2 separate regions of the Homo sapiens genome follow, and region 1 is linked to region 2. Evidence: read pairs that join two places in POLR2A ChIA-PET (ENCODE). Cell type or tissue: OCI-LY7. All regions are shown on one strand. Each heading gives the region's core, and the rest is flanking DNA. Links, peaks and the distances in the headings are about the cores only.

Region 1 (4,401 bases), core at 131-4,130, 54 kb after region 2:
GGGTGACATGTTGTCTCTGGATTTAGCAAGTCATTGACAAGCACTTTTAGGATATCCCATAGACATGGAGACACATGTGCTGGATATAGGGATACAGGAATGATTTGAGCAGGTTGTGATTAACTAGCTGAATGCCAACCTGGCAGGAGTGCTCTCGCAGCCTGTTATGGCTCTTTTCTATCACTGGTCCTTTCAAAATGTTGACTGATAGTTCAGGATGGGTGCTTTGCAAATTTATTTTTGGCACCAATATTTTTCTTTCTTCCTATGCGTGGTTAATAGAAAGCCCAGGATACAAAACAGATGAAAGATCTGTTCTGACTAAATGATTTGATGACATTGAGGAGGGTTCCCCTCATTTCCTGAAGCAGCTATGAACATTTAGGGCTCTGTGTCTTGAAAACTTTGGAGCTAGATGGAACCATGAAGGCAGATCCCAACGCCGGCAGGCAGTGACTTGTTGAGCCTTGAGCACTGAACTCCAAATCCCAGGAGGAAATGAGGTCCATTACTTGATAACTTGGCTTTGAAAATCAGCAAATATAGTTATGACTTTGAGCAAGTTTAATGAGTCTTGCCAAGTGTCAAATTCTTCAACTATAAAATGAGGAGAGTAATTGTACCTACTTCATAGAGTATTTGTGCAAATCAAAATGGAATAATGAATATAGAGCTTTCGACATATTATTATTATTATCATCAATAAGGGGCAAAAAAGTGAGATTTCCATGGAGTTTATGTTGCCACTGTGTAGTGGTAGGACAGCTACACAATTATCTTTACTTGATAGAACCAAAACGTTTCTATCCTTTAATTGCCTTTACTTGATCGAACCAAATTCAGCAAGATGGCATGTAACAGGGTAAAGAAAAAAATTTATATTTGAATCTTACAAAGATATGCAGAAATATAGATATGGAATTTGTTAGCAGTCTATGGAGAAAAAAATGTAGGCAGTTTAGGTAACAGTGAAACTCAATGTAAAAGTCAACCATATGTAGTCAGCAACAACAACAAAACAGGGCTAAATGCAATCTTAACCTGCATAACTTAGAACATTTCCATTTTTCCTGCTCCTGGTCAGTTCACATCCCTCATCTCAGGACTCACACTACAGGGAACTGAGAGATTGGACCATTCAGAGGAGGCTGGTGAAGGCCCGGACAGAAACCATTACGTTAGAAGAACAGTTGCAGGCATTATGACATTTACCCTGAAGAAGAGAGGTCTCAGAGGAGGGTAATACAACAGAGGTTTTCAGATATGTGGGTAGGCTTCAGGGGTTTTATGATGTCTCAAAGGGATATTATAATGCCTCATGGAGTGAAACTAGGAGGTGGAAGCTTCAGAGAGGTAGATTTAAGCTCTATATAACAAATAACTCTCCAGGAATAAAGTTATTTGTCCAGCATTACAATGACTGCCTTGGGAGGTAATAAATTCCCTGTCACTGGATGTGTGTATAATTTGGCAGCATATGTTATGGAAGGAACTCACAGGTGGTTAAGTCTGGACAAATTTTAGAAGCTTTTTCACCCTTGAAAAATCTGTTTTACTAATAAATTATGAAATGCTGAGTAATGACTTTATTTTATGGGTGGAGACAGGGATAGAATTTCTTTATAGAAAACGTCTGTTAATGTGAATCTTGGATCTGTAGCCATGCTGGAGATGGGCTTGCTCCACTGCTGAGGGACATACGTGCATCCCAGCTCTTTTAATTATCTATGGCACAAATTTGAAAATAAAGTAATGAAAGGAGAGGAAGGAAGGAAAGAAGAGAGGGAAAAAGAAAGCATCTATTAACATATATTCATTTGATCTGAATAAACATTTCTCCAAAAAACATATTTAAATAGTCAATTAGCTGCAGAGAATAGGGAATGCTTATACACTGTTGGTGGGAATGTAAATTAGTTTTGCCACTATAGAAAGCAGTCTGAAGATTCTCAAAGAATGTAGAACAACATTCGACCCAGCAATCTCATTACTGGGTATATATCCAAAAGAACATCATCCTTCTAGGCTGGGCTTGGTGGCTTATGCCTGTAATCCCAGCACTTTGGGAGGCTGAGGCGGGTGGATCACAAGGTCAGGAGATCAAGACCATCCTGGCCAACATGGTGAAACCCCCGTTTCTACTAAAAATACAAAAAAAAATTAGATGGGTGTGGTGGCGTGCGTCTGCTACTTGGGAGGCTGAGGCAGGAGAATAGCTTGAACCTGGAAGGCAGAGATTGCAGGGAGCTGAGATCACACCACTGCACTCTAGCCTAGTGACAGAGTGAGACTGCATCTCAAAAAAAAAAAAAAAAGTCATCCTTCTACCAAAAAGACATATGCACTCACATGTTCATCACAGCACCATTCACAATAGCAAAGACATGGAATCAATCTAGGTGCCCATCAATGGTGGACTGAATAAAGAAAATATGGTATATATACACCATGGAATACAATGCAGCCACAAAAAAAGAATTAAATCATGTCCTTAGCAGCAACATGGATGCAGCTGGAGGTCATTATCCTAAGTGAATTAATGTAGGAACAGAAAACCAAATACCACATATTCTTACTTATAAGTGGGAGCTAAATCTTGGGGACACATGGACATAAAGATGGGAATGATAGACACTTGGGATGACTAGAGGACGGAGAGAAGGAGAGGGATAAGGGTTGAAAAAGTAACTACTGGGTACTATGTTCACTACCTGGGTGACCTGGGTCAATTGTACCCCAAAACTCAGCATTACACAATATACTCATGTAACAATCCTGCACATGTGCTCGTTGAGTCTAATAAGTTGTGTTGGGTGGTGGCTCATGCCTGTAATCCCAGCACTTTGGGAGGCAGAGGTGGGAGGACTGTTTGAGCCCAGGAGTTAGAGACCAGCCTGGGTAACATAGTGAGACCTCCTCTCTGCAAGGAAAAAAATAAGATTAGCTGGATGCGGTGGTGAGCACCTGTGGTCCTAGTTATTGAGGATCACTTGAGCCCAGGAGTTCCAGGCTGCAGTGAGCCGTGATCGTGCCTCTGCACTCCAGCCCTGGGTGACAGAGCAGCATCCTGTCTCAAAACCAAAAAACAAACAAACAAAAAAACCCAATTGAAATTATAAAATATGTTCAACATCATTAGTCATCAGGGAAAATGGAAATCAAAACCACAAGAGAGTATTTCACACCCAGCAGGATGGCTACAACACACTGATAATCACAAGCGTTGAGGAAGATGTGGAGAAACTGGAGCCCCTATACATTGCTGGTGGGAATGTAAAATGGTGCAGTAGCTTTGGAAAGGAGCTTCGCAGTTCCTCAAAAGGTACCATAGCACTCAGCAATTCCATTCCCAGTTATATACCCAAGAGAAATGAAGATATTTGTCCACACAAAAACATGTATGCAAATGTTTGTGGCAGCATTATTCATCATAGCCAAAAATGGAAACAACTGTTCATCAACTGATGAATAGATAAAGTGTGGTATAGTCATACAGTGCAAGATTACTTGGCAACAAAAAGTAAGAGGTATTGATACACGCTACAGCATAGATGAACCATTAAAATATTATGCTAAGTGAAAGAAGCCAGTCACAAAAAACTACATATTGTATGAGTTTATGGAAATAAAATGTAAAGAATAAGCTAATCTTCAGAGACAGAAAGTAGACTGGTGGTTGCCAGGAGCTGGGGTGAAAGGAGAAGTGGGAAGTGACTGCTAATGGGTATGGGGTTTCTTTTAATGGTAATAAAAATATTCTAAAATTGATCATGGTGATAGTAGTACAGCTCTGTGAATATACTAAAAGCCATTGAATTATACACTTTAAATTGGTGAACTGTACGGTATGTGAATTAAATCTCAATACAGCTAAAATAAATAATGAATCTCTACTTATCTTCATTTGTAAATTTCACCAAACTACTAACTTTTAATTGTAGAAGTTTAAACACAAAGAATGTAGAGATATTTACAGCATGTATAACAGAGAATGGGAAATATACTTTAATAAGGAACTCTTCCAAATCAAATAAACAAATATAAAGAAATAAGAAAAAGATGTACAGCACGGTAAAAAACTAGGCAAACGACACAATATGCAAGAGAAGTACAGATGAACAGAAAATTCAGAAAAGCATGGGATGGTGAAAAGGGGAGACATTGATTAAAGGGTACAAATATTCAGTTATCAGACCTAATGTTCAGCATTGTGACTACAGTTAATAATAATGTATTGTTAGCCAGGCCCAGTGGTGCACACCTGTAGTCCCAGCTACTCGGGAGTCTGAGGCAGGAGGATTGCTTCAACCCAGGAGTTTAAGCCCAGCCTGGGCAATATAGTGAGACTCCATCTATAAAATAATGGTAATAATAATGCATAGTATACTTGAAATTTGATAA
Region 2 (4,401 bases), core at 127-4,126:
GGCCTGGCTAATGTTTTGTATTTTTAGTAGAGACGAGGTTTCAACATGTTGGCCAGGCTGGTCTCGAACCCCTGACCTTGTGTTCTGCCCGCATCAGCCTCCCAAAGTGCTGGGATTATAGGCGTGAGCCACCACGCCCAGCTGTAGTAGGCTTTTTTAAAGGTTCTAAGTTGACTTTCACTTCACAATATCTTTCCTTTTTCTCTCATGATCAGGGGAAACATTAAAAAAAGAGACGTATCTGTAAAGGTCTTCCAAGGTGATTTATTTATTCTGTGTCCCTGGGTCTGATGCAGTCCCTGGTTTGCAGGTTATCCCATGTTGCCCCTTTCTGTCCATCTCCATCTTCTGTCTCCTGGAGGGCTCACCTGTAGGGACCACGTCAGTGGCCGCCCTGTGATGTCCAGGTGGGTCTAGCCAATGGGGATCCCCAACAGGAGATGAAAGTGAGGTGGGAATATGCATTCCCTGGCTCCTCCCTATGAGGTCACCTTGGGCCCCAGTATCCCCTGCATCCCCATCCCCCTTGTAACTCGTCTCATTGTAAATAAGCTTCCTTGAATTATTCTAACATGAGGGAGCCGTCAGCTTCCTGACATTGGCTTGATTGATAATCATTAATCATTACCTATTATTGAAAAATTTAAAGTATCTGCTTTTATCCAGTCATTCATATTTTAAAAATATTTCTTCTTCAGGTAGCTCCTTTAATTTAATTTAATTTTCATTTCTCTTTCCATTGTAGGCCAGTGATGTTATTGCATGTAATCCTGTTTAATTCTTTTCCAACTCCCTGCCCCCACCTATGCAAAGATCTTCCCAAAGTTTAGTTCCTCCCTAATTCATAAAGTTGGGACCATTAACTTCAGGAGCTACTTTTAGGAGGAATTACAGGCCCAGAAGCCCTATTGCTTAAAACTTTGTCACTGACTGTTAAACTTCAAAATCTTCATGGACATTATTTTGGAGCCTGATTTATATCTGGAACTGAGGTCTCAGTAAGGTTAAATGAGCTGTCACTACTACTCAGGCAAAGCTAGAGAAAGCTCTAGAGTCTCAAGGTAGCTTAAAACACAAGGGAACACACACCGAAGCCATAACTGAGGCTCCTCCTGGCTGTGCTCTATTCCTTTCTCTCATACTCCTGCTCCTAGGCTCTGAATCCAGCTGCATGCTAAAAAGGCCTGTGCCTCCTCTGTAAACCTGGAAACCATTAGATACCCTAGCTAGCTCCAGGGTCTAATGCCTCTTTCCTTCCTAAGTCACTCTTTCACAGCCTGCACCTCCCCCAACTAACACACATTTTATGCAAAATCAGGATACTGGATACAAGATTCATCCCCATGGGCCCAGCACAGTTTCACTTTGCAGAGGTGAAAGTGGAAATCCAACTCCTGCAGCACAGCTTGCTCAACCCACAAAGCCTTCTTTGGTAGCAGGAACCTGGCCCCACTGCCCCTCTTTCCTTCTCTGCTCACATAGAATCCACATCCCTGGCAGCTTTGGAGAGGAGCTGTGACAACAGGATAGAGTGCTGTCATCCTCCATAATTAGCCAGGCTAGCAAGACTGCTGTAATATCACTACGTTGACAGTGCTCTTGCACCTAATAAATTATTCACGCCACCGAAGTGTAATCGCTGTCACATTCAAAATAGGTCATTCATGCTAAGGCTGCTGGAGATGAAAATTTCACAGCAATGGTAACAAATCCAAGAGCTTTGGTTTAAGCAAATCTCCAAAGAAAGTGGCTTCTCCAAGCAATCCCATATTAAATATCTTTTATGGAATCCCGGCTATGTTTTCATTAGCAGCAGCAAGAAGAGACTGAAACAGCTGTCTGCTGGCAGGAGTGAGAGTTGGGGGATGGAAGGCTGTATTTCAGCCTCTTCCTTTCCTGACCCTCCCCCAAAAAGCCTCAAGGGGCTGCTTGAGGAAGATAAATGTGAACACCTGCTCTCGTTTGTTCTCTGCACACAAGACGATGGCTAAGTCACAATGAGGATAAGCCCTGTACATCTAGAAGAGCAAACGTACACAGGCCTCTCTGAGAAGTGCCTCTCAGCTGTGGGGTTTGCATTCACAGAGGAATTCAAGTTCAACAGCTGTAGGCCGTGTGCCCCTGCATTTCATATCCTAATTCACACACGTTTGAGCCTCTTCACCACTGAGAATACACTCGCCCTCTTGTCGGCAGTAGATACTATTCGACTCAAGTGCCTGGTGGAATACAAATATTGGACTGGTGATTTCGGTGTTTGGAGAGTTATTGGTGTTGTTACTATGTTATTTTAATGGTTTTTGAGGACTGTCTTACAGAAGGAAGAACAATTATTCCCCAGAATTAGAATAAAGAGAAGTGATTGAAGATATAACCTGTGGGATTTGAGTTAAAATAAAAGCAAATGTGGTGCCTACTAGCTATTGACTGTTAAATGGATGTGTGACTGATGGAGACAGATAAATCTCCTTTGGAGGGAAAAAGGGAGGGAGCTGAGCACTGGGGCTGATTGCTTGCCAGCCTTCTGTTAGGAACATAGACCAAACACCTCTTTAGGTCTCTTCCAGCTGAAATTCTATGAATGTATGGCCTTGGAGCAAAAGGGCAAGAAATGCAAGCATGTGAACTTGGTATGCATAGCACCAAATGCAGGAGAGCATGTGAAGATAAAGCATTCCCTGATGCATTCCCACAATTATCATGTTTACAGAACACTGCTTCCCAGGACATTAAGCTCTCAACTTCAAATATTCACCTCCAAGAAGCCAGCCCTTTCCCTCTGATCTTTCCTTAAATTGCCCTTTAGTGTTCTGAACAGTTTGCATTGTATTACTGAACTCATGGTCTTATGGAACACACCATATAGGTTATATAGCCCAATCCCTATAAGCTAGAGATAAATCTATGAATAATTTTCTATTATGTATATGCTGCTTTATAGGCAACATTTCAACAACTATTTCCTGAATGTTCGCTATTCTGAGTACTTAGAATGGGACTTCATGAAGTCATCCACAATTTATATGTATACTATAAACTTAACTGTCCAAAACTGGACTCCTGATTCCGCATCACAGCAATACCCTTCCTCACCTTAAGTCTACTCCTCCAGCAGCAGTCTTCATTTCAGTAAAGAGCAATGTTATCCTTCCAGATGCTTAGGCCAAAGCCCTGGAATCATCCTTGACCACTTTTTCCCATACCCCCAGTATTCAGCCAGTATCAGGCCAGGTAAGGATCCCATGAGCTCTTCTGGAATATGTCAGTAGTCTCCTAACCTACCTTTTCCCCTATTCCCCCATCTTTCTTTCCAAGACAACAGTCAGAATGATCCTTTTGTAAGGTAAATCAGATTGCATTACTTTGCTCAACACTGGCCAATGGCTCCCCATCTCATAGAGTAAAAACTCAAATCCTTACAGTAACCTATAAGGCTTTACAGGAGCTGAACTCCCCAAAACCTCTTAGATCTCTCTCTCTCTCTTTTTTTTTGAGGAGACAGAGTCTTGCTCTGTCACCCAGGCTGGAGTGCAGTGGCATGATCTCGGCTCACTGCAGCCTCTGCCTCCTGAGCACAAGCAGTTCTCCTGTCTCAGCCTCCTGAGTAGCTGGGACTATAGGCACGTGCCACCACACCCAGCTATTTTTTTTTTTTTTTAGTAGAGACGCTGTTTCACTATGTTGGCCAGGCCGGTCTCAAATACCTGATCTCAAGTGATCCTCCAACCTTGGTCTTCCAAAGTGCTAGCATTACAGGCGTGAGCCACCATGCCCAGCCTTAGATCTTCTACCATTCTCTGCCTTGCTCACATTGGTTTCCTTACTATTCCTGGAACACTCTCCCCAGACCTCCATATGTTCAGACCTTGACTTCAAACCTCTGGGCATTTGTCAGTAAAGTCTTCCCTGACCACCATGTCCTATTCTGCCCACCCTGCACTTAATTTTTTCCCATAACACTTATCGCCCCCCCCGACCCTGATGTACTGTATTTTTATAGGCTTGTCTATTGTCTGCCTCGCTTCTCTGCAATATAACTTCACAAGGCTGGGACTTTGTTATATTCACTGCTGTACCTGAGAGCCAGAACAGAACTGAACCAAGCATGTGGAAGACTTTCAATTGATATTCTTTCTTTCTTTCTTTCTTTTTTTTAAAATTTGAGACAGAGTCTCACTCTGTCGCCCAGGCTGGAGTGCAATGGCGCAATCTCGGCTCACTGCAACCTCCACCTCCTGGGTTCAAGCAATTCTCTTGCCTCAGCCTCCTGAGTAGCTGGGATTACAGATGTGTGCCACCACGCCCAGCTAAGTTTTGTATTTTTTAGTAGAGATGGAGTTTCACCATGTTGGCCAGGCTGGTCTCAAACTCCTGACCTCAAGTGATCCGTCCTCCTCGGCC

The links. ChIA-PET counts read pairs that join two places held together with the same protein. Peaks named below come from ENCODE experiments on the same cell type or tissue, not always from the same donor. Only the 100,000 strongest peaks of a DNase experiment are listed, where the experiment ranks them.
Region 1: POLR2A ChIA-PET joins it to region 2 with 7 read pairs; 7 of 35 experiments call an interaction of 5 or more read pairs at or near these places.

Annotation. Positions count from the first base shown.
Region 1 is chr6:24,971,297-24,975,697 of GRCh38, forward strand. It overlaps a transcript of RIPOR2 not described here. Among named protein-coding and RNA genes, the nearest start is that of RIPOR2, 38 kb to the left of the region's middle. In OCI-LY7, for the core only: no CTCF peak of the experiment used is centred there; no DNase peak of the experiment used is centred there.
Region 2 is chr6:24,917,686-24,922,086 of GRCh38, forward strand. All of the region lies in intron 1 of RIPOR2 (RHO family interacting cell polarization regulator 2), which reads right to left. Among named protein-coding and RNA genes, the nearest start is that of RIPOR2, 16 kb to the right of the region's middle. RefSeq lists an enhancer at 224-723. In OCI-LY7, for the core only: no CTCF peak of the experiment used is centred there; DNase peaks (open chromatin) are centred at 1,376 and 1,996; H3K4me3 peaks cover 2,658 bases; H3K27ac peaks cover 3,516 bases.